3 separate regions of the Homo sapiens genome follow, and all the other regions are linked to region 3. A link is a loop called in an ENCODE intact Hi-C map of the cell type or tissue named here. Cell type or tissue: mammary epithelial cell. All regions are shown on one strand. Each heading gives the region's core, and the rest is flanking DNA. Links, peaks and the distances in the headings are about the cores only. Region 1 overlaps DOCK8 (dedicator of cytokinesis 8). Region 2 overlaps DMRT1 (doublesex and mab-3 related transcription factor 1). Region 3 overlaps KANK1 (KN motif and ankyrin repeat domains 1).

Region 1 (5,000 bases), core at 1-5,000, 210 kb before region 3:
CAGCTACTAGGCTAGAATCACTAAGGGGAACAGTAATGAATGAAAATTTATTAGACCTCTCTGTAATGCAGAATTTACCATCTGTTGCACTATCCCATTAGTTTTTATTAAATTGATTGCCTTAACCTGGAGAGAAAGGATATTTTTGTGTCTGCCAACCTCAACTCCACTTACCTTGTAATAAATGTTTCATTCCTCTTTTCATTTTTCTTCCCAGCTGTCAGCCAAGCTCAGTAACCTTCCAACGCTCATTTCCATGAGGCTAGAGTTCCTGAGAATCCTCTGTAGCCATGAGCATTACCTCAATCTGAACCTTTTTTTTATGAATGCTGATACTGCTCCAACATCTCCTTGTCCTTCCATATCTTCCCAGGTAATAAAAGAATTATTTAACTAAAAGAATTATTCAAGCTATTTCATTTAACTAGCTCAGTTTAATCATGTATTTCCTATAAAGGTTAGTCTTATTAATTTGACAAAAAATCAAACAATTCAAACCAGATCAAGTATGCTACCCTGAAGTTACACCACTAGCTAAGAATTAACAATCTAAGTAATTGGTTTCTCCCCAGGCTCAAGGCTCCCTGATCAGGTTAAGTAAAGCCAAGAATCCAATAAGCCCTATGAAATTTAGAAACTCATAGAAAAGTCTCAAATCTTCCTTTGTCTGACATTAGCCAATTGTTATATTATGCAAATAGAGGATTCCAAAGTAAATAAGTTTTGGAAACCATGTATTCACCAGGTTTCTTTGCAGCAGGCCCTCTAAGAGGTTTTAACTTGTTCATGTCAATTGCAAATGCACGAGAAGCAGAAGAGGAAATGGGAGGAGGTGTGCATGATAAGCAGTGATTCCCCAAATGATTTAACATGGAAACCCCACCCCACCTCATACATTTTTTGAAATGTTACTCTGGAATAACTTTAAGAACATGCTGTTTGATAGTCACATTCCATTTATAGGGAACACATCAGTAGCTCAGAGCATCAGGCAAAATTTCTCATTATTAGGTTATATTTCTGTTGCATATTCCTTGATACTAGTACAAAAGTGAAGGCTTGTCTTACTAATTGAAAAAAAAATCTTAGCCATATATGCCATATGGCATGATCCAGATATTAGCTACATGACCATCTTACTGTGAACAGGGAAAGATCTGACTCACAAGCAGCAATTCAAAATGTATAAACTTTTTGCTCCATCCTGCCCAGCAGCTTAAGTCCTAAAACTTCCCTGGACTAAGCTTACCCTAGGTTCTTTCCCACCTTCCCCTTCTGACTGCCCCAGGGAGTGGCCAAACCCAGGGGCCAGGCTCACAAAACCATGAAGGATTTCTAAAGACACTTTAGATGCTCTTAATGAAATATAAAGTGTGCTCCCAGGATACAAATACAGGACAGGAATTACTGAGGACCGGTAAATCTAATACTTCCCTCCCTGACATCACTTGTAGTTCCAGGCCAGCAAAAGTCTGACAATGTGCTTAAGCCAAATTCAGAAGTGTAGCTGAGGCCGGGCACGGTGGCTCACATTTGTAATCCCAGCATCTTCGGAGGCCAAAGGGAGTGGAATACTTGAGGCAGGAGTTACCAGCCTGACCAACATGATGAAAACTCATATCTACTAAAAATACAAAAATGCATCAGGTGTGGTAGTGTGACTGTAATCCCAGCTACTTGGGACGCTGAGGCATGAGAATTGCTTGAACCCGGGAGAGGGAGGTTGCAGTGAGCTGAGACCATGCCACTGCAATCCAGCCTGGGTAACAGAGTGACACTCTGTCTTTCAAAAAAAAAAAAAAAAAAAAAAGAAGGTACCTGAGTAAGCAGGGCCTTAAACAAAGGGGGCATTTGGTTACAGAGGAATTGCCTGTTCCCAGCCCCAGGACTGGGTGAGGTTCTTATTTCTCTGTCCAACTTTTATGCTAGGATTTTTATCTTCAGCTTTTGATTTCAGGTGGGAAAGGGAGCGTCATTCATTTTTCAACAGACCCGGGGTGCTTTATTTTCATCTTTCCCGCTGGGCAGTCTTCTCTCTGTGGGTATGGGAAAGTGCAGTAACCACTCTGTGCCTCAGTTTCCTTGTCCGCCTTATCTGGCACCAGAGTACCTACCTCACTGGGGAGGGCTCACGAAGCCTGGCTGGGGCGAGGACTCAGTAAACACTGGCCATCGCTATTTTCATTCCAGTTCTTGTGGCTCATAAAATGGCTCCTTACGTTTCTGTAGAACTCAAGCTCCTGCTCCAGCTTCCAGGACCAGAAGATCGCCAGCATGTTCGATCTGACTTCCGAGTACCGCCAGCAGCACTTCCTCACCGGGCTCCTCTTCACAGAACTGGCTGCTGCCCTGGATGCCGAAGGGGAAGGGTATGTTTCTGGCATTTAAAATGGAAGATGAAGCCAAAAAAACAGATGTTCTTTAATAAAATTTGCAGTCTAGCTTCTCACACTTGGTAAAAAACTCTACTGTAGTTGACCAGTTCTGAGGAGTAGAAACATCTGTCTTGAGAATATGGTACCCATAAGCACAAGGCACAAGAAAGGCCTTTCTTGTGTAGAAAGGCACCAGGGATGGGTAAGAACTACAAAATGACTTTTCTTGGTCAACTATTTCAGTGGAATTTACCAGTTCTGCTATAGCAGGTTTCCCAAGGATGCTTTGATTAGTGAACTCCCTAGGAGCAAAGCCATTTTTAACAAAGGGGATAGCATGCAGAGGCAACCACAAGATGTCACTTGGTTCAAAGCTGATGAAGGAAATAATGGCTGCTGAGAAGGCAGCTGTCCCATGCCCAGATTAGGTTTCTTGCAGACAGTGCTTCTCAGGCCAAGAGACACCACACATCCAGGGCTTCTGAATCCTTTTACCTCTTATCTATCTGATTACTCAGGGACATGTGGCAGTATCTAGCCTAGAAGTCAACAGACAGAGAGGTAGACCACCCCCTTCTTTCCTTCTCTCCCTATGCTCCGTGAGCTCATGGAGTCAGAAACCCACAGCCTATCTGATTGGACTGAAAAAGATAATGCCTTCTAAAATATTATTCATTCCGTTCAACAATTATTGAATGCCTTCCATGGGACAGACACAGTTAGGTGTTAGAGTACATCAGAGATATATCAGTGCACAAAACAGACAAAATTCGCTGCCCCTCAAGAGCTCACCATCCAGGGACTCAGATTCAAAGATGATTAGGATTGCAAAGTAGTTGAGATTCAACACTTCTGGTGTTTAGATTAGGCATACAGAATTGCAGGAACTTGCCCACTATTCCATAACAGAGAACGAAATCTAAAGCCATGGTCTTCCCAGTCCCTTCCCAGGACCCACTCTCCTATACCAAACCATCTCCCTGCACAGGGAACCTGTTCCCATGACTCCTATGCTAAAGAGGTTTCCAGAATAATGTTTGCTAATTAATGGTAGCATTGCTGTATGTTATGGATGGATTTTTATCTAAATGGAATTTCTCAAGTTCTCTCAAAGTGCTTACAATTTAGTGAAGGAAACAGGAGGTTCCTGCATGAAACAAATACAGGAGCACATCGAGTTCGTGCAACTGCAACAGTCACATGTGTCCCAAGCTATGTACCCAGGCTGACACCGCTGAAGTGACTCTATGTCTGCGTCTCCTGGCAGGATAGTGTGGGGAATCTCATGCTTTTAGCTCTCAATTCTGCCTCCTTCCAGATAAACTGGCCTGAGTATATCCTTTGAGAACTTCACTTTCCATGGCTTCAATTCTATCTTCTCTTCTCAACTCTAACTAAATTTCTCCCAATTATCTCAGTAGAATGTTCTACCCTACAACTAACATAAATTTCCACAGCAACAAAAAGTGCACCGAACACTTATGCTAATAAGTAAGATACTGAGAAGAAAGTTTGAACACAAAGAAAATTGCCTTCATGCACAAACATGTACATACATTTTCTTAGTTGTCCTTTAATAGCAGTACTTTAAGTGATTTCTAGAAACATCTTTAGTATTTACAATAGCGTAGTTTCTATTTTCTATTTTCATTCTAGCTGGAAACAGCCATGACATTCTGTTCTGGATTCCTTGTAAAATTGTTGCTGTTATATTACTAGCAACAAGGTAGAGTATATTCAGAGATAATCATGTAATTATGTTTAATCAGGTAGATACATTCTTCAAACACACACACACACACACACACACACGCACACACGCGCGTGCACATGCACACACACAGTACCCTTTCTCCCCCAAAAGAGTAATTAACAGTGTAACTCCTTTGGCAACACAGTAATCCCTGATTGCTGGGTTGTCAGTTACTCTCCTGGAAAGTCATTAGATACACTGTCACAACTTCATCATGTAAGCTAAAACCTCAGAAAAATGTCATGCTTCAACAATACTTCCTATTGATCAGCACTTCCTTTTTTTTTTTCTTTTGCTTCCAAGACAGTTGGTAGACTTGCCAACACCTGTACATCCATGGGGCAAGGGCCAGAAGGACGCATCTCAGTACCTGAACCCCTAGGGAGCTACAGCTCCAGTTTCCACTGGGTTTCCCTTGGATCTCTGACACCTGGGTATATCCACAAGTGTCTATGCATCGTTAAATCCACAGTGTTTTTCAAGCATTTAGAAATTGTCTATCATCTTTGTGTTAAGCCAGCAAATTGCAATGCCTAATTCAAAACACAACCCATTGCCGGGACCACAGACTAAGAACAAGAAAAACTTTTGAAATGCAATTTACAATTATCTTACTTTAGCCACAGTGCAAGAGTCTGAGTCATTTAAAATTTTGGTTAATATTTTCTATATAACGTTGAATTCTGATGTAGCCTTATTTTGTTTGAAAGAAAAAAATGTATATATATGTATATATTTTTTAAATCTGGATTCTTTTTTTATTATTATCATACTTTAAGTTCTAGGGTACATGTATACAACATGCAGGTTTGTTACATATGTATATATGCGCCATGTTGGTGTGCTGCACCCATTAACTCGTCATTTACATT
Region 2 (7,789 bases), core at 2,790-7,789, 280 kb after region 3:
TGGATTAGACACATGTAGCTTGACAGATATTAATTTCAACCTTTCCATGTACTAGCAGTGTTCATATAAATGCCAGGAGTTATGAAGCTGTTTTTAACACTGACTGAGAATTTTAATTGGGAATTTTAACATATAGAATTCGGTGGTTTATACACATAGTACTTTGTCAAATCTAACTTTTTTAAAGTGGTTAAACATTTTAACAGCGTAAAGGCAGACATCTGCTCTTCCAAAGTTCAAATGGTTTTATTATTTAAATATTGGTATGGAACAACTTTTCCAATACATATCTCCTATTTATTCTTAAAGCTTGGTATAACTTGAAAGAGGAAATAAAATACGGGTAAGTGGAAAAGTGATGGTGTTGTTAACTAATTACAGTCAGCTGTAACAAAACAAATTATTGCTTTGACCTGACGTAGCATTTTAGTTGAGGTTTACTATGCAGTTTATTGAAGCCATTCTCTTGTTACCTTCAGAGTTATTACTGCCATTATTTTGTTGCTTGATAAACTGAGGCCTGATAAAAGGTTCAGATTAAGGTCATGCTGCAGAAATTCAAGAACTTGTGCTGTGCCCTGATTCTGGAATGCTGGAATCCTTGGGTTTCTATTTATTCGTCTGCTACTGTATTTTGTTTTCTTTTTTAAGAAGCTTGCTTTTGAAAGGCAGGCCTTAAGTGGGAGGTATTCAGTGTTTTTAATGCAGGGACAGGCCTAAGTGTCTAAAATGCCTTCCTAAATGTCTGTGAGATTGTATAGGAATGAACCATTAATGTTTATGACTGCATGGTAGGATAGGTCATTTATTCTTTTTCTGACTTAGATGCTCATATAATTTATTAAATTTGAGAAGCTCATAAGGCTTTTGTAATCAGATAAACAATAGAGACATGACCTTGAAAACAAAAGAATGATATAGAAAACCACCACTTAACGCCACCAAACGTGTTTTTTTTTTTTTTTTTTTTTGAGCCGGAGTCTTGCTCTGTCACCCAGGCTGGAGTGCAGTGGCGTGATCTTGGCTCAGGCCGACTGAGCTGAGATCTCAGGCCGCCCGCCTCAGCCTCCCAAAGTGCTGGGATTACAGGCGTGAGCCACCGCACCCGGCCCAAACTGATGTTTAAAATAAGAGAAAGGCCCAGTGGGGAAGTTGAGGAGGAGCGAATGGACATGTGCCCTCTCCAGACTTGGGGGTGTGGAATAATGGCATTGGAATGTCTCATCTCATTAGCTGGGAAGAGGAGAGAAGAAAGGAAAGGAATAGAATAAAACAGTGGTTTGGGAGTGCATTTACAGGAGCCTAGCATAGGTGGATTTGGTTTCCTTTCAGAGAAAAGTGACACCAATGCTGACTTTAAAATGAGGCTTCAAAAATAAATTTTGTTGTAGATCTCAGCCAGACCTTCCAGAGCTTGCACTTTAGTTTTGCCCTCTCCCTTGCATGTTTTTGTTTTCCCACACACTCAGCCAGTGGATGGTTTCTGGGCACCTTCTTTGGGCCATGCATTGTGCTGGAAATTTCTCTCATGAGCCAATTCTGTCTGCTTAAGGACACTTAAACCTCTATTTATTTCTTTATTTTTATTTTTTTATTTGAGACAGAGTCTCATTCTGTCACCCAGGCTGGAGTGCAGTGACGCGATCTCTGCTCACTGCAACCTCGGCCTCCCAGGTTCAAGCAATTCTCCTGCCTCATCCTCTGCAGTAGCTGGGTCTACAGGTACGCACCACCATGCCGATGTCCGGCTAATTTTTTTTTGTATTTTTTTTTTAGTGGAGACGGGGTTTCACCATGTTGGTCAGGCTGGTCTCGAACTCCTGACCTCAAATGATCAGACCTACCTCAGCCTCCCAAAGTACTGGGATTACAGGCGTGAGCCACCGCGCTCAGCCTTAAACCTTTTTAGAAAAGTGAAACAAGGCCAGGTGTAGTGGCTCATGCCTGTAATCGTAGCACTTTGGGAGGACAAGGTGGTTTGATTGCTGGAGCTCAGGAGTTTGAGACCAGCCTGGGCAACATAGTGAGACCCCATCTCTATACAAAAAAATTAAAAAAAAAAAAAGCTAAGAGCTTATTAAAATTCAGATTGCTTGAGCTCAGGAGTTCGAGATCAGCCTGGCCAACATGGTGAAACCCCGTCTCTACTTAAAAAAAATACAAAAATCAGCCAGGCATGGTGGCTTGCGCCTGTATTCCCAATTACTTGGGCTGCTGAGGTGGGAGGATCGCTTGAGCCCAGAAGGAGGAAGTTGCAGTGAGCCGAGATCGTACCACTGCACTCCAGCCTGGGCGACAGAGTGAGACCCTGTCTCAAATAAGTAAATAAACAAAATAAAAGTGAAACGACAAGATCTTATGACTCCCTGGAGGTTTTACTTTTTTTTTTTTTTCTCCCAGACGGAGTCTTGCTCTGTCGCCCAGGCTGGAGTGCAGTGGCCCAATATCGTCTCACTCCAACCTCTGTCTCCCAGGTTCAAGCGATTCTCCTGCCTCAGCCTCCCAAGTAGCTGGGACTGCAAGCATACGCCACCACGCCTGGCTAATTTTTTTTTTTTTTTGGTATTTTTAGTAGAGACAGGGTTTCACCGTGTTAGCCAGGATAGTCTTGATCTCCTGACCTCGTGAATCACCTGCCTCGGCCTCCCAAAGTGCTGGGATTACAGGCGTGGGCCACCGTGCCTGGCTGGAGCTTTTACTTTTAACTCACATTATTTTTGATGCCAAGCTACTTGAAAAATGATTATTCCTCAGTCCCTTCAGCAAATATTGACCCACTGTGTCTGGCAGTGTGCTAAGCACGGAGGACACAGTGGTGTGCCCGGAGGCTGGGTGCCTTCTTGCTGGATCTCACGTCCTGGTAGTCCTGGTAGGAGAGAGGCCATTCACTGGAGTCATCTCTTTGGATTTCTTGTTGCTTGTTGCTCCTTGCTCTCTTGCAGGCCTGCATCTGCTCCTTTCATCATGGTTAAAACCGCAAGGCCCTGAAGACCTAGTTGTCTGTTGGTCTTTTCTAGAACTGTTTGCTTGATGTCCCAGCAGCAGTTGACACCACAGCCTGCTTGCTCTGTGATTCAAGTCAGCTTTAACCTCTGTGACGTTGTATTCTCTGTTTTTCACGCTCCAGGTCTTGGCTCTCCTTTATTCTGTAACAGCTCCTCCCTTCCTTGCCCAGATGGAGCTAGCACCTCCAGTGGTGACTCTTGGATCTGGCTTCCAGTCTCAGCCTCTCCCAAAAGCACGCGTTTCATGTTCCTCACCCTCACCCAGCCCTCCACCTGCACACCTGCCCACCCTCTGCTCTACACACCCAGGCTCCTGCTCTCTGCCTCCCCTGCATCTTAATTCCTGGCAGCCCCTCAGCCCTCCAGTTCTGTTGCGTTTCATCCCCCACATGTCCCTGGAACAGGCTCCTCTCTTACATTTGCAGGCCTTAGAGTTCTGGTCTGTCCTTGAACTCACTTTGGTGGTTCCCTAGCAGGTCTTTCTGCCTCTGATCTCTCTCTCCTTCACTTGCCCTAAGCAGTTGCCCTTAGATAAATCTCCTCCAAGCACAGCTCTGACCGTGTAACCTCCTTGCTCAGAACTCAGTGGTTCCCATTACATCCCAGAGTCAGGAGAGCTGGACTGAGGCCCGCCTCACCTTACCCTAGCCCATCTTTCATACTACATGTCTCCTTCCCTTTTCTCATCCAGTTCCTCAGCCTCACTTCCCTGCCCATCATTCCAAACTCTACCCCCACTTTCCTGCTTCCACTCCTTTGTCCTTGCTGCTCCTTTCTCCTTCCTCTCCTTTTCTCATTTTTCACCTGTGTCCTGCATCTTTTTTTAAGTGCAACTCAGGTGCAGTTTTGTCCATGAATTTCTAACTAGGCTACAAGCCATCTCTGTTTCCTCTGACTTCCCATGGAAGTTTATGGGTCTTCCTGTATGATGGTAGGTGGTAGGTGGTATTCCCTTCCCATCTTCTATCCTAGACCGTAGACTCCCTGTGGGCACGGCAGCTGGCAGACGTTTCAGGCACCCGGACTGGCTCTTAGAACATTGTTTAATAAATGTCCATTGGATGGATGACTTAGGAATTCATTTATTGGAATTGACAATAAACACTTTAATGTCTGTGCCAGAGGTTGGGAAACTAGTCTTTGGGTTAGATCAGCCCACTGCCTGTTTTTATAAATAAAGTTTTATTGCAACACAAGCATGCTGCAGCAGTGATTGAATAGTTGACAAAACCTGAAATAGTTACTGACCTCTTACACTAGAAGTTTGCCCCTGGTCCGCACCTTTGGCCAGATTTCTGAAGATACCTGATCACCTGTGGAAGGAAGTTAAGGAAACAGGTGTTCACCTAAATTCACCTAAACTCTTGGCCACTCGTTTTGACTTTCTAACCTATCTATGTGGCTACAATTAATTTTGTTTTAAGAATGCACAATCAGGTCAACTAGATTTGCTCTTCAGTTTCTTGACATTAGGATAGGAATTTCTGGATAGAAGTTGTGCTGTTGGGCTTTATGTAATTAAAATCACCTCTAAAATGGTTTTGATACTCTCAGTAAAAACAATCAGCTGAGTCTTTCGGTTGTGCCACCAGAGTGAAGCGAACCTTAGAAACTCTCCCTTATTTTGGCTATAGGAGAAGCAACAGATGGTTTTGTCTTCTGCATATTCAGCTACCTTGCTCCGCAGGTCTTGGGTAGGAAGGTTTAGAAGTAAAGTTTCGTGGACTAACATTAATACCATGTTGTATTTTTCTTTTTTCTTCCAATTTAGAGGGACGTATGGTCATCCAGGATATTCCTGCTGTCACCAGCAGAGGGCATGTGGAGAACACACCTGACCTGGTTTCAGACTCCACCTACTACAGCAGCTTCTACCAGCCGTCTCTGTTTCCTTATTACAACAATCTATACAACTGCCCGCAGTACTCCATGGCCTTGGCTGCTGATTCTGCTTCTGGGGAGGTGGGAAATCCCCTCGGGGGATCCCCTGTGAAGAACAGCCTTCGGGGCCTCCCCGGACCTTATGTGCCTGGTCAGACAGGAAACCAGTGGCAGGTATGATATTAATTACCCAGAGAGTGAACTGGTTGTGTGAAAGCCACATGCATGTGCACACACATGCACATACACACAGAGGCACACACGCACTTGTGCGCCCAGAGGCACACACAGGTGACACACACAGGTACACACACATATGTGTGTGTGCCATTTTGCACACATGTAGGCACAATATGCAAAATGTGTAAGGAATTTTTTACTCTGTCAATAATGCCCTTTAGCCTCAAAGGTTGGCTGCAAGGAATTGGAAAGAAATAATGTACAAACTTGTTTTCTTTTTCAAATTTTACTTTTCTCATTTTTTGAATGTTGCATAAATAACCAGTTGGGCACAGGCAGATCACAAGTACTGAATGAGGTACCACCTCCTCCAGCTTTGTCCCCACTTTCGTTGGGCACCTTAGAAAATGCTGGGTAAAGCCTTCTGGGTGGCAGTAATCTGCGTGATGAATTTGCACCTTGGGAAGGAAACAGGTCATAATCTGTATGGAAGAAAGGTAAGAAAAGGAATTCGGTCACTGTTGAGCTGGACCCAACCTGGGTGCATTTTTCGCTAGGAATAGAGGTCAGTCTTTCATTCTCCAAGTTTGTTTTTTTTTTTGTTTGTTTGTTTGTTTTGGTTTGGTTTTTGAGACAGAGTCTCGCTCTGTTGCCCAGGCTGGAGTGCAGTGGTAGGATCTCAGCTCACTGCAACTTCTGCCTCCTGGGTTCAAGTGCTTCTTTTCACCTCAGCCTGTGAAGTAGCTGGGATTACAGGCGCCTACCACCCCACCCGGCTAATTTTTGTATTTTTAGTAGAGATGGGGTTTCACCATGTTGACCAGGCTGGTCTTGAACTCCTGACCTCAGGTGATCCGCCCGCCTCGGCCTCCCAAAGTGCTGGGATAACAGGCATGAGCCACCGTGTCCGGCCCCAAGTATGTATTTTTAAAATAGCATGCAATCAAGGGCATTTGATATTTGGAGTAAAACAAAGCATTTTACTTTATTAGAGAAGGGAGCGTTTATCTAGGGCTGTTCTGCTTCCTCAGTTGCAACCATTTTCATCATGCCCGTTTGTTAGCAGCAGATTGAAGGCATCAAAAGCATTCAGAGGCTAGATTACCTTGTACAGAGGTATGTTGTGGGAATATGTAGGTGAAAAGTTAGACTCAACACCTCCAAGCCCTCTTCCAAGTGAAAGACATTAGGATTCTGCAAGAACTGTTCTCATTCTGGATGCATTTGCCATGCTCAGGCTTCCTCAGTGGGGATTTGATTCAACGCAATGCCACATATATATTTGGGAGTTCAGTGCAAGTGTTTGACCCTCTTTTTCACTTTCCCAGCTTTATTGACGTATCATGGGTAAAAAAAGTTGTATATATTTAAGATGTACAATGTGATGATTTGATATATGTGTACCTTGCACAATGATTGCCACAATTAAGCTAATTAACAAACACATTAATCACCTCACATAGTTACCATTTTTATGTGTGTGGTTGATAACACTTAAGATCTACTCTATTAGCATTTTTCAGGTGTACAGTATATTATTAAGTACAGTCACCATGCTGTATGTTAGATTCCCAGAATTTACTCATCTTATAACTGAAACTTTTTTTTTTTTTTTTTTTTTTGAGAGGGAGTCTTGCTCTGTCACCCAGCTGGAGTACAGTGGCGCGATCTCGGCTCACTGCAACCTCTGCCTCCCGGGTTCAAGCCATTCTCCTGCCTCAGCCTCCCGAGTAGCTGGGACTACAGGCACGCGCCACCAAGCCCAGCTAATTTTTGTATTTTTAGTAGAGACGGGGTTTCACCATGGTGGCCACGATGGTCTGTATCTCTTGCCCTTGTGATTGGCCCACCTCAGCCTCCCAAAGTGCTGGGATTACAGGCATGAGCCACCACTCCCAGCCGTAATTGAAACTTTTTACCCTTTGCCCAACATCTTTTTTTTTTTCCAGCTCAATGAATTTTATTTCCCTTGTTGTATATAAATGCTTTGATTGACCAGTAGATATTTGTCAACCATTAGTATCTTGGTTCTGTTGAAGGAGTAAGAACATTTTAAACTGAGATTTTTTTTTTCTTGTCTTTTCTTTTTTTTTTTTTTTTTTCCTGAGACAGAGTCTCACTCTGTCGCCCAGGCTGGTGCGATCTTGGCTCACTGCAACCTCCACCTCCTGGGTTCAAGTGATTCTCCTGCCTCAGCCTCCTGAGTAGCTGGGATTATAGGCACGCACCACCACTCCTCGCTAATCCAACATCCCTTTATTTCCTCCACCTCGAGCTCCCGGCAACCACTGTTCTCTGATTCTGTGAGGTTGACTTTTTAAGCATTATTTAGGCCAGGTGCGGTGGCTCATGCCTGTATTCCTAGCACTTTGGGAGGCCGAGGCGGGTGGATCACGAGGTCAGGAGTTCAAGACCTGCGTGGCCATCATGGTGAAACCCTGTCTCTACTAAAAATACAAAAATTAACTGGGCATGGTGGCGCACGCCTGTAATTCCAGCTACTCAGAAGGCTGAGGCAGAAGAATCGTCTGAACCCGGGAGGTGGAGGTTGCAGTGAGCAGAGATCGCGCCATTGTACTCCAGCCTGGGCGACAGAGTGAGACTCTGTCTCAAAAGAAAAAAAGAATTGACTTTTCTAAGCCCACTTCAAGAAAATGTGAATTGAAATTTTCCTCTGACCCATTCTGTTCCATTTTGCGTCTGCCTTTTTCAGGTATTAAAAT
Region 3 (10,928 bases), core at 2,724-7,723:
TCACAGAGTTACTTAACAACCTCCACCCCAGTTGATGGTCCAGAGTGTTTCCAAGGGAGGTGAACTAAGCCAATGTTGAGACTGAGTGGGATAAGGCCATGGTGACATGCATAATAGATGCATTCATACACATTGCTTCAATAGAGCATTTTCTTGGATGGAAGCATGGGAAATAACACATGGGCGTATACTCACGCTTGTTGTTAGCTTTCGGGGTCACTGCTGATATCCTTCCTTGTTCAGTTACCCTTTGGGACTTGAACTCCTGCAAGATCGTTGAAAATCTTCATGTTCTCAGAACTCAAAGGGAAGAAGACTTGACCCCTAACCCTTCAGAAAGCTGGCTGAAAAAAAAAAAGATTGTCCATAAATAGCAATTGGCTTTACCTAGTATTATTTACCACATTATTAAACTGCTAATTGCAGTGGTGTTTTTATAATGCCACTATATTATTTTAATTTAGAAAACATTTTATAAGTTTATTGTTTGTAAATTAAATAGATTTGCTTAACAGTTCTTTGGGAATTCCTTAAACTTTATTGCTAGCTACAAGTCCTTTTTAAATAGAATCAATAGGCTGGGCATCGTGGCTCACGCCTGTAATCCCAGCACTTTGGGAGGCCGAGGAGGGCGGATCACCTGAGGTCAGGAGTTCAAAACCAGCCTGGCCAACATGGTGAAACCCCATCTCTACTAAAAATACAAAAAATTAGCTGGGTGTGGTGGCGTGCACCCTTAGTCCCGGCTACTCAAAGGGCTGAGACAGGAGAATCATTTGAACCCCAGGAGGTGGAGGTTGCAATGAGCTGAGATCGCTCCACTGTACTCCAGCCTGGGTGACAAGAGTGAGACGCTGTCCCAAAAAATAAATAAATAAAATAAAATAATGAATAGACTCAATAGACATTGATCCTGCTAACATATTTTGCCTTTTAATCTATTGGTACTTCTTTTATTCCCTTTAAAGTTAATTCTAAATAAAGGAGAAGTATCTTAATTTGGTTAATATCATAGTTTGGAACTATGGCAAAATTATTTTTTCTCAGGCTACTTTCTAGTAAGTATTTTATATTTATTCACTAAAGAAAATTTTTAAAATTTCAAATTACGTAGAATTGTACCACTCTCACATAGAAATGTTTTTATCTTTCTTATACATATATTTATGTGGTTTGATTTTTATTTGGAATGCTTGTTTTACTTGAGGTGTCAGGACTTTCCACTCATTTATGAAGCCTTTACAATTATAATGATAAATACTGTTACATTAATGTACAATAATTTATAAAACTGACTTTCTCATGTTTAAAATTTAGATCGTGTCTAATTCTTTGCTACTTTAAGTATCATTGCAGTGAAATCTTCAGGCCATAATAAGTTACTTCCTTGCGATAAGTTCACAGGAATAACTAGATTAAAGGTATGAATACATTTTAATTTGGTTGAACACTTACGTTTATCAAAAACTCTTTACAAAAGTAACACAATTATCCTAATAAATTAGAATATTAGAAGTATATAAGATGAAAAAACATTCTCACTGAACTTCAGTCCTGCTCTCCAAAGTGAACCATGATGAGACCTTAAGCAAATGTTATATATAATGAGAAAAGATAGTCCTGAAGAATTGAGTGATATGGAAGTGATAATGGTGTACTATATGGGTGAAAAAATAAAGTACTGGTTTAGATACATGATTTAAGAAATAGAATCCTGACAGTTCCCTCTGTGGATAAGCCATAGAGGTGTCCAGTGTTGGTTTAATATAGCAGCTGGTTTGACCGAGTACCCTCTGCTGCGTCAGGTAATGTTAAATGATGTCCATGCCCCCTTGACTCTGATCAAGACATGGCTACAACCTGCAGTTTCCAGCTTTCCTGGGTTTAAGGGCCATTGAAGAATCCTTGTAGATAAGAGAAGAATTGTACATTCCAGGAACTGGAGGCATAGCTAGCCTTGGAAAGCTCGGAGGGTTAGTTGAGACAGCTTTAGACTTGCACATCTGTGACCTGAGTATCTTTGAGACTTGATTTCATCTTCTAGACCCAGAGGCAGAGATCATGTTTGTGGTTATTTTTCTGGGAACTGAGACTGGGCAAAGGGAAAGAGGCCAGTACGCAAGAGTGCTGTTTATAAATGGTTAACATCGTCCCCAGTCCCGTAGAAGAAGAATGAAATGGTATTCTCCTGTTTGGTGGTTTTATTTGATTGTTTTTGAATTCTTTGTCTCTGACAGAAGGCATCTTCTGTATCCTTTATGTTGTCACTCACTTTATTACTCTGGCATTATTATAATTAGGTTACCTTATCACTCCACCTGCCAGCCCTATCTCCATCCCCAAGACCTGAAGGGACGGTTGGCTTGACATGTGAGGAGGTTTTTTGGCCTTCAGAGATGTCGCTGTCAGCCCCCTGAGTTCCATTTGTTAGTATTGGGTCCAGCCCACAGCTTTCTACTAAAAACAACAGGCAAACTAAAGAATCTTTTAGTAAGTCACAGACAATTGTCACTGAACCAAGAGCCCAGCCCACGGGGCCAGTTCCTCACCGACTCTATGCCTTAATTTCCAATGTGTAAGCTTGGATGACTACACTTATCTCCAGGATTCAGTGTAGGACATAGAAAAAAGTACAGGACTCAAGTAATGATTGAACTTGGAATAAAAACCTTAAGGCCCATGTCCTCTGTCTCTCATGCTTTTCAGATGTGTCTTAGTGCCTGCTCCTTGCACAGAAGCTGAATCCAAACAAGCCACTGAGGAAGTTACATTTCACTTCACTTCTTAATAACATAGGTATGTCGATCCCATTAGATAGGAGTGTGTCTAAAATTCAGAACCTTTGACACTAATTATCTGACTGTCAAATGACAGTGTCATTCTATTTTGCAGGCATTTTTGATAGTTTATCTTCCCAGTAATATTTTTGTAATCTTCATCACCTTGACCATCTAACTCTTTTTTTTGGAGACAAAGTCTTTCTCTGTTGCCCAGGCTGGAGTGCAGCGGTGCAGTCTCAGCTCACTGCAACCTCCGCCTCCCGGGTTCAACCGATTTTCCTGCCTCAGCCTCCTGAGTAGCTGGGATTACAGGCGCATGCCACCACACCCGGCTAATTTTTTGTATGTTTAGTAGAGATGGGGTTTCACCGTGTTAGCCAGGATGGTCTCGATCTCCTGACCTTGTGATCCGCCAGTCTCGGCCTCCCAGGGTGCTGGGATTACAGGCGTGAGCCACCGCGCCCGGCCGACCATCTAACTCTTATGTGCCCTTGCCTGTACATATAAAAGTACATTTAAAAATAGGATTGGCTTTCATTTGCATAATGAACACACATATTACCCATAGTACCTCCCACACAAAGCCACCTATGCCTCTTAAATTGCACTTTGTTAATAGGAAACTATCTGTTGTTTTGTGCTTTTGGCAGCTGTAGAGAAAATACACAAAGCCAGGTGTTGTGGCTCTTGGGTAAGACTGAGAATGTGATTTTTGCAATCTGTGTTTTTTTAATAGCCAGTTATTGGAGATAAGAAAGAGAAATTCAGTACAAAGTCTAAGATGTCCCAGTGATGCACTCTGACTGGGTGTCATTATCTCAACAGGAATGAATGTAGTTCAACAGTATGTAGGCCCGGTTTCTTAGACATGATGTCTGCTGAAATGGTGATAAGGTATCCCACATTATCGGTGTTTTTTTGAAGACAGCCTTTAGGGTTTCAGTGTCATCATCTTTATGCCTTTTGCTAAAACAGTTTATGTTCTGCCTTTTAGTAAGCCTTTATGTTAAAAACGTTTCATATTAAAAAAAGTTATCATTTGGAATACATAGGTCAACTATCTAGGAATGGGACAAAGTACAGAAACAATGAGACAGGATTTGTGGGATGAGAAATTAAAAAAGCAGTCCCTTCAGCTGAAGAAGCTGCTTAGAAATTTAAGCCGGACATCTCAGGCGGCCATACTGGAATGGAATGTGGAAAAGGTAGCAGTTATATGTGAGCAATACCTTTGACTGTGACACTCTTTCGAACCCCAGTTTAGACCAGCAGCAGCTCTCCTAATGGGGAGTCAAGAAGTAGTAAGAGACCCTAAGAGTCATATAAGACACAAATCACCTTTGCCTGTGATATTTGCCATACATATGCCTATGGTTACATGCAGAGGATCCCAACAGGAGCATCATACACACAGCAAATAACACTAATGTGTTTTATTTATATGTACCAAATTAAAGGGGCATACAAAATAAAATTTTTAAATGAGTGGGTGAAGATATTGGGACAGAAGGAAGATATCAAGAGGAGGAAATATGGAGTAAAGATAGAGGTAGCATGTACTGTAAAAGATCTTGTAAGTAGACCAGAATAGGCCAGTAATTTGGCTCCATGCTTCCTAGCAGCCAAGGCAAAGAAGTAATTGTGACCAGATACATAGTTCACAGCATCTTTAAGATTCAGTAAGCTAGCAACTCAAGAAAAGCACAAGTAGTCACCATATAGGGACAAGTGGACCATGCTGTGAACAGCACACTAGATAGCAAGTACAGCTGTAACAATCGTTGCTGGAGATAGAGCAGAGCTTCAGTCCTTTATGACAAGCTTGTCCAACCCATGGCCCACAGGCTGCATGTGGCCCAGGACAGCTTTGAATGCAGCCCAACACAAATTTGTAAACTTCTTAAAACATGAGATTTTTTTAAAGCTCATAAGCTATCATTAGTGTTAGTGTATTTTATTTGTGGCCCAAGACAATTCTTCTAGTGTGGCCCAGGGAAGCCAAAACGTTGGACTCCCCTGCTGTATGGAAAATCGAATTTGTTTACATTCTCCTGTTGTATTCATTTTTGAAATTTTGCTAATTCCTAAAAGGAATCCACAGAGAGCAAACTCTCTATTACTAACTTTTTTCCTCTTCTCAATGTAAATTAAGTAGTATTTCAAATGAGATTAAAAACAGGATACTTCTTGAACTTTACTTTAAAAATACAGGTTCATGAGCCCCTTAAGTTTTGTGACTTTCTGTTGTAAAAAAGACTGTATTCACTAGATGGCAGTGTCACCAGCCTTTTGGGAAGTTAAATATGAGTGTGACTGTCCTAAGTACTAAACATGGGTAAAAGTAGGAAGACCATTTAACTGAGCATAAAGGATCTCATTTCTGCGCCCTACAGGAAAGAGTAGTTCTCCTTTTTCTCCTCCCCTCTTATTTGAGGCCGGGAAGAAGGCGCTGTGCATAGCGCTCCAAGCATCTCTGGGTGGCACTGGAGGGCCATTTTTCACAAGGAGCAAGTCGGCCAGCAGAGTGCTCAGTTCTTGGTCATGCCAGTGGCTGCAGGGTTTCCAGCCACTTGTCCTTGCTTCTTTGTTTCTGAACTTTCAGTCCGGGGCAGGAGTTACTGACAAGAGTTCACAAACCAGCTGTGAGATAATGGTGTATTGATAAGGTACAAAAGTGTGTTTAGCAGATGGGGATAATTTTTCGACCCTCAGTGTTTGTTTAAATTGTTTCTAGCATGAAAGCAATATGATCTCTCTCAGGAAATGAGATTGTTTTCTCTATTCAGGTAATAGGATCTTTTACCCATTTCCATCTTTGAGGAGTGATTATATACTTCTGCAGTTTTTTTAAATGAAAAAGATTTATTTTTAAATCATACTGGCATAAAGTTAATGGTATTTTGTTAAATTTTAGGATTTTTACAGCATATCTTGGCTGACACTGATCTTGGTCCTATCCTAGTGGCAATCTCTTAACAGTTGTGCTGCTGGTGTTATGAGTAGGACAGTTCCTCATTGTGTGGGACTGTCTCGTGTGCGGCAGGGTATTCTGCATTCCTGGCCCTTGCCCACTAAATGCCGGAAGTGCCCCTCAGACATGACTGCCCAGTAACACTCCCATGCATTTCCGTGTGCCTCCTGGGGTGGGGCCAGTACTCTCTAGTGTTGAAAACTGCTGGGCTAGAGATTTTGGTGTAGGTTGTGGGCCTTGTGGATTTAGTGAACATGATCTTTTAAAGAAATGTATATAAATGTACTTTATATTTTTAAAAAATCACTACAGCCCATCACCTTAAACTTCTGCTCATTCATATTTATATATGTATTCTGATTGTGATTACTCCTACATACAATTCTTAATATAGTACAAAATTGTACATATATAATTTTATGGTACCCATCCCCCCCCTGCCCTTTTTTTGAGACAGGGTCTCAGGCTGGAGTGCAGTGATGCAATCATGGCTCACTGCAGCCTCCGTTTCCTGGGCCCAAGCAATTCTCTTACTCAGCCTTCCGAGTAGCTGGTACCAAAGGTGTGCGCCACCATACCCAGCTAATTTTTAATTTTTTGTAGAGGGTCTCCCTGTGTTGCCCAGACTGGTCCTGAACTCCTGGCCTCAAGCAAGTCCTCCTGCATTGGCCTTCCAAAGTGCTGGGATTATAGTCTTGAGCTACCGCGCCTGGCATAGTATCATCTTTTTGATACCAACATACTATAAATATATTTTATTGCATTTTATTTGAAACTGTTAATAGACACATAATTTGCTGATGAATTGTATTCTTTGCTCTTTTAGTCCATCTGGCATCATATGCTCTTCCTTTTTGCTAGAATTCCCTCTTTTTTTCTTTCTACAGAAGTATCACTGGGTGGGAGAAAGCCTTACCTGTGATGGTTTGAGTACCCACATTTTAAAATTATGCTAGTTAAGAAGAGGGGGAATAATGTTGTTTCTTTTCTCTTTTTCTTATCAAATAGACTAAAAAGGCTACTCAAGGGCTGGAATTTGATTCCCACTTGTTCTTGTGGTACCTAGCACAGAGTCAGTCCCATAGTATATCCTTTAGGTAAAGACTTAATTAATTGGTGTGCTTTCAGTTTATTTTCCCTGGTTGGTCTTTGCATTTGTCCAGTTAACACCAGCTTCTGGATATTAGATCACCATAAAGTCCAAGACATGAAGAACAAATGTTATATATTCTCTTTGACATTTAAAGACAGAAGATAGTGGTAGAGGAGATCCCAAGTGATACCTAACCTAGCTAAAGACCCATGAGGAATGAAAGAACGAACAGGGAAAACAACTGCTGAATCCAGGTGGAAAAATGCTGGCCTACTTCTGGTCCTTGGTATGCCAGGATCCAAAGGTGGTGCCAGCTGATAGCATATGTTCAACAGCTGTGTTGATGCCATTTGCCTGCCCAGACAAGCCTCTTGAGGCATGAAAGCCTAAGGAAGGTTTCTCATATTAAGGATCAACAGGGACTCTTCTGTATCCGTCCTACCAGTGTCACCTCCCCACCCAGCATCAGCCGAGCACCACATCCACTGAAGCTCAATAAAGAAATGTTTAATGCTGAAGAGTTTCAATCAACAAGATGAAATTTTCAGGTTTAGGTAAACTTAGGAACTGGCTTGGGTTACTAGACTTCCAAATTTTATCCGGTCCTACCTTATTGCATGACATAACCGTGAGGACTAAAGTGAAGGCTTTTCAGCAGTCACTTCAGTGAGTCCTCAGCATTTAGGTGATACTGTATCAACTCGTGTCTGAAGCAACTTGGATTTAAGATAGTAGATCTTGTGCTGATTATTAGAATGGACATCCTGAACACCACTTAAATTACCATCAAACTGCATAGCCAGATCTTTAATTTACGAAACCTCTATTTTGTCACTTCTCCAAGCTGTCATTTAAGCTAAAAGCTGCTGTCTTTACACATATAAATCAAAGAAATATTTCATTTATATTCACTTGATACCTACCAAATTTCACCACTGGAATTTCTGAATACTTTATATCCTCTATCCTTCCATCCAGGCTTGGCTTTACTAAGTGTCCTTTCTAAGCCACTCATTATCAATCAAGATAGTAATTATTCTGCAAGACCCCAAATCTCAGTGGCTTTCAACAACACACACTGATTTTTTTACTCATATGCTACACGTCCATTATTTGTCAGCTGCAGCTGTGTTCAGTGTTGACCTCAACCTGTGATGGAGCAGCCTCTGCTTATGTCGCTGCTGTTCTTTATAGCAGAGGAAGGAAAGAAAGCAAGGCAAAGTTCCACACTAGCCCTTAAAACTTCTTCCTGGAAGTGAGACATGGTATTTCTGCTACCACTTCATTGGTTAAAGCAAGTCACAATGCCACACCCGAGTTGAGTGAGGGTGGGGATATGTGATTCTTCCTTAGGAAGGAGCAGGAAATTTTGGTGAATAGTAATGTAATCTACCACATGTTTAAAATGCAGTCCCTTCTCTAGAAGATCTCAGTAGTCTAAGAGAGAATAATTTTTTTTTAATATACTACCGTAAGTGAATGTTAGGTCAGTTAGGTCGATTTTTTTTTCATTCTTGCAAGGAATCATTATGTCTAATAAAATATAATAAAGAGTTTATGGTATATTTGAACTGTCCTTAATGTTATTTTACTGAGTCCAGTTCTTTTGGCAGTGGTTTAGTTTCTTTAACAATCTGTATTCTACAACTTCACTCGTTGCCTTCCTTGTTTAACATTTATTTTTCAAAACCAGACATGTCTTTTGTCTTCAAAGGATAAATGGAATTGGTTAGGAGAAGGATTGGGGAGGAGGGGGGTTGTGGCAAATGTCTAAAACCTATGTTTTATTCCCTTATTTTCTCAAAAATGTTAGCTCATGTTCACACGGGTTTATCTGTTTAGTCTAAGAAGTAGTTACTTTTGCTGTCTGGCCAAAGAGGTTCAGGACCCTGGAGCTTTGTTCTTTGGGACCCTGAAGGCAGCCTGGCAGGCAGAGCCCAGTATCACCTTTACAGCTACTTGATGGTGATCAAGAGCCAGCTGCTCTTCTTTCACCTGGCTGTTGGGGGAGGCACACCAATATGGGTGGGCAGGAAAAGTTACTTCCCAGGCTGAAATTTTCCCACCGTAAACTTAGGCTGATAGGCTGACAGTCTGCACCTCTCTTCCTCAGCAGACATTCCGATCAGCAGGCCAGTTTGTGACGCGTGCATGTGCACACTTCAGATTGCTTCTTCCACTTTCCTCTTTCCTGCTCAGGTTTCTCATAGGAGTAGGCTCCATGTAAGACTTCTGTCTTTTGTGAAAAAGAAAGCACGTATTTATAGAATGGAATTTCTTACTGAAAGAGGGTGCGGGCAGAATGGAGGATGACATGAATCCTGACTCAGTAACATTTATGGAACCACTCTCTGGATGCCACACTTACTGTGGGCAGTTACCAAAAAAATCAGTTTGGCCTACCTGCCTCCTAATATAATTTACCCTGCACACAAGGCAGTATCTTGAAGGTTATTTCAGTAGTACCCACGGAATTCTGCTTCCTTTAGGTAAGGAAAAGTATTCCCAAGAACAAAATATACAGGTTAAAGCCCATGTAATATAAAATTATGGCATTCATTGAAGAAAATACAGGCTATTCTAATTCCAGATCACATTTATTTATTTATTTACGAGACAGAGTCTCGCCCTGTCACACAGGCTAAAGTGCAGTGGCGTGATCTCAGCTCACTGCAACCTCCACCTGCTGGTTCAAGCAATTCTCCTGCCTCAGCCTCCCGAGTAGCTGGGACTACAGGCACACGCCACCACACCCAGTTAATTTTTGTATTTTTACTAGAGACAGGGTTTCACCATATCGGCCAGGCTGGTCTGAAACTCCTGACCTGAAGTGATCTGCCCACCTCAGCCTCCCAAAGTGCTTAGATTACAGTCGTGAGCTACCATGCCTGGCCCCAGATTACATTTTTAAAATGAAGAAACAGATATTTTCTCTTAGTCAAAATACTTATCGGAACAATTTTTTTTAAAGCAAAGATTGCATCATTTAAAAAAACATATTCACTCCTAGGCATCTGAATCACTGCTTCACATGCACAGTAGACATTCGTGAAATTATTTTTTTAAATGATGATGAATGCCAGGGCTTGCTTTTTTTAAAAAAAAGTCTCCAACCACAACATCCAAACTGGTCATTTGGGAAGTGATGCTTCCATTCAGTAAGAAAGCTCCTGCACACTGGGTGAACAGGCGGTGTTTTCTCCTCTCATCGCTGACATTTAATACCTGTCTTGAGGCAAAATTGTCTCCACCTTATTAATCCATGGCTCCTCACGAGCCTTAAAACAGAGAATAAAACTTGTCAAAGAAGAAAAATAGAAAATTAGAGAAAATAACCTCACTACTTATTTTCAGGCACCTTGTGACTTAAGAAAATGTTTTTAAATGTGGACTCTACATTTTATGAACTTAAATTTAGTGTCTGTTGGTCAAAATCCACAGGACCTTTAGGAGAGAAAATGGCCATAACTAAGTACAAGCCTCTCTTTTTAAATGCTTACCCAGGTCAGTTAAAAGCTTCCTTGTAGTTCTGAATCCTCAGTTCTTGCTTTACAGCCAATACTTAAAAGGAACAGGGGAGAGCTACAGTGCTTTTGAATTTCAGAGAGGCCTCTTATTTGTGCCTCAAGAATAGTTTGTATAAATGTTATATTTCAAGCCACACAGTACTTAAAACCATCACACTGTTTAGTTTATCTAGTTGGGTAGAAGAGGGGGCAAGAGAACAAAGCAGTATTAAATTAGGGCAGCAGCATCAGGGACAGGCTGATGTGAGAGCACCTTCTTTCTTGGGATGGGTAGAGTATAATTGTCCCTTTGCCTATCGTCAGATTTGGGTGGCCCAGTTGCTTTAAATTTTGAAAACATGGGAGTATTAACGCAAAGAAGAGCCAACATTAGTTCAGAATAGCTGAATTCATCATTCTTTTGGAACCAGTTTTGCTACTGTATAATGATAATAGCTCTTCAGCATTCATCTAGTGAGTGATAAAGATAAGTGATGATCCACAAGAAAGTTTACCTTTGACTTGTGGGTGCTCACGGACTGCAGAATGCAGATGTTCGTAGATCAGCCGTACTGTAA

The links. A loop is a pair of places that touch in the nucleus more often than their neighbours do. Peaks named below come from ENCODE experiments on the same cell type or tissue, not always from the same donor. Only the 100,000 strongest peaks of a DNase experiment are listed, where the experiment ranks them.
Region 1: a loop joins it to region 3, with 4 times the contacts of the local background. A loop is called at or near these places in 11 of 110 quality-filtered maps.
Region 2: a loop joins it to region 3, with 8 times the contacts of the local background. A loop is called at or near these places in 8 of 110 quality-filtered maps.

The regions. Positions count from the first base shown.
Region 1 is chr9:404,701-409,700 of GRCh38, forward strand. It overlaps DOCK8 (dedicator of cytokinesis 8), which reads left to right. Exons shown (of 48, transcript NM_203447.4): 27 at 218-373; 28 at 2,230-2,369. Among named protein-coding and RNA genes, the nearest start is that of DOCK8-AS2, 63 kb to the right of the region's middle. In mammary epithelial cell, for the core only: a CTCF peak has its summit at 2,723 (motif pointing right); no DNase peak of the experiment used is centred there; H3K27me3 peaks cover 120 bases.
Region 2 is chr9:889,136-896,924 of GRCh38, forward strand. It overlaps DMRT1 (doublesex and mab-3 related transcription factor 1), which reads left to right. Exons shown (of 5, transcript NM_021951.3): 3 at 4,777-5,060. Among named protein-coding and RNA genes, the nearest start is that of DMRT1, 51 kb to the left of the region's middle. RefSeq lists an enhancer at 4,791-5,110. In mammary epithelial cell, for the core only: CTCF peaks have their summits at 3,188 and 4,820 (motif pointing right); a DNase peak (open chromatin) is centred at 4,926.
Region 3 is chr9:608,770-619,697 of GRCh38, forward strand. All of the region lies in intron 1 of KANK1 (KN motif and ankyrin repeat domains 1), which reads left to right. Among named protein-coding and RNA genes, the nearest start is that of KANK1-AS1, 71 kb to the right of the region's middle. In mammary epithelial cell, for the core only: CTCF peaks have their summits at 5,247 and 7,148; DNase peaks (open chromatin) are centred at 5,222 and 7,202; H3K27ac peaks cover 771 bases.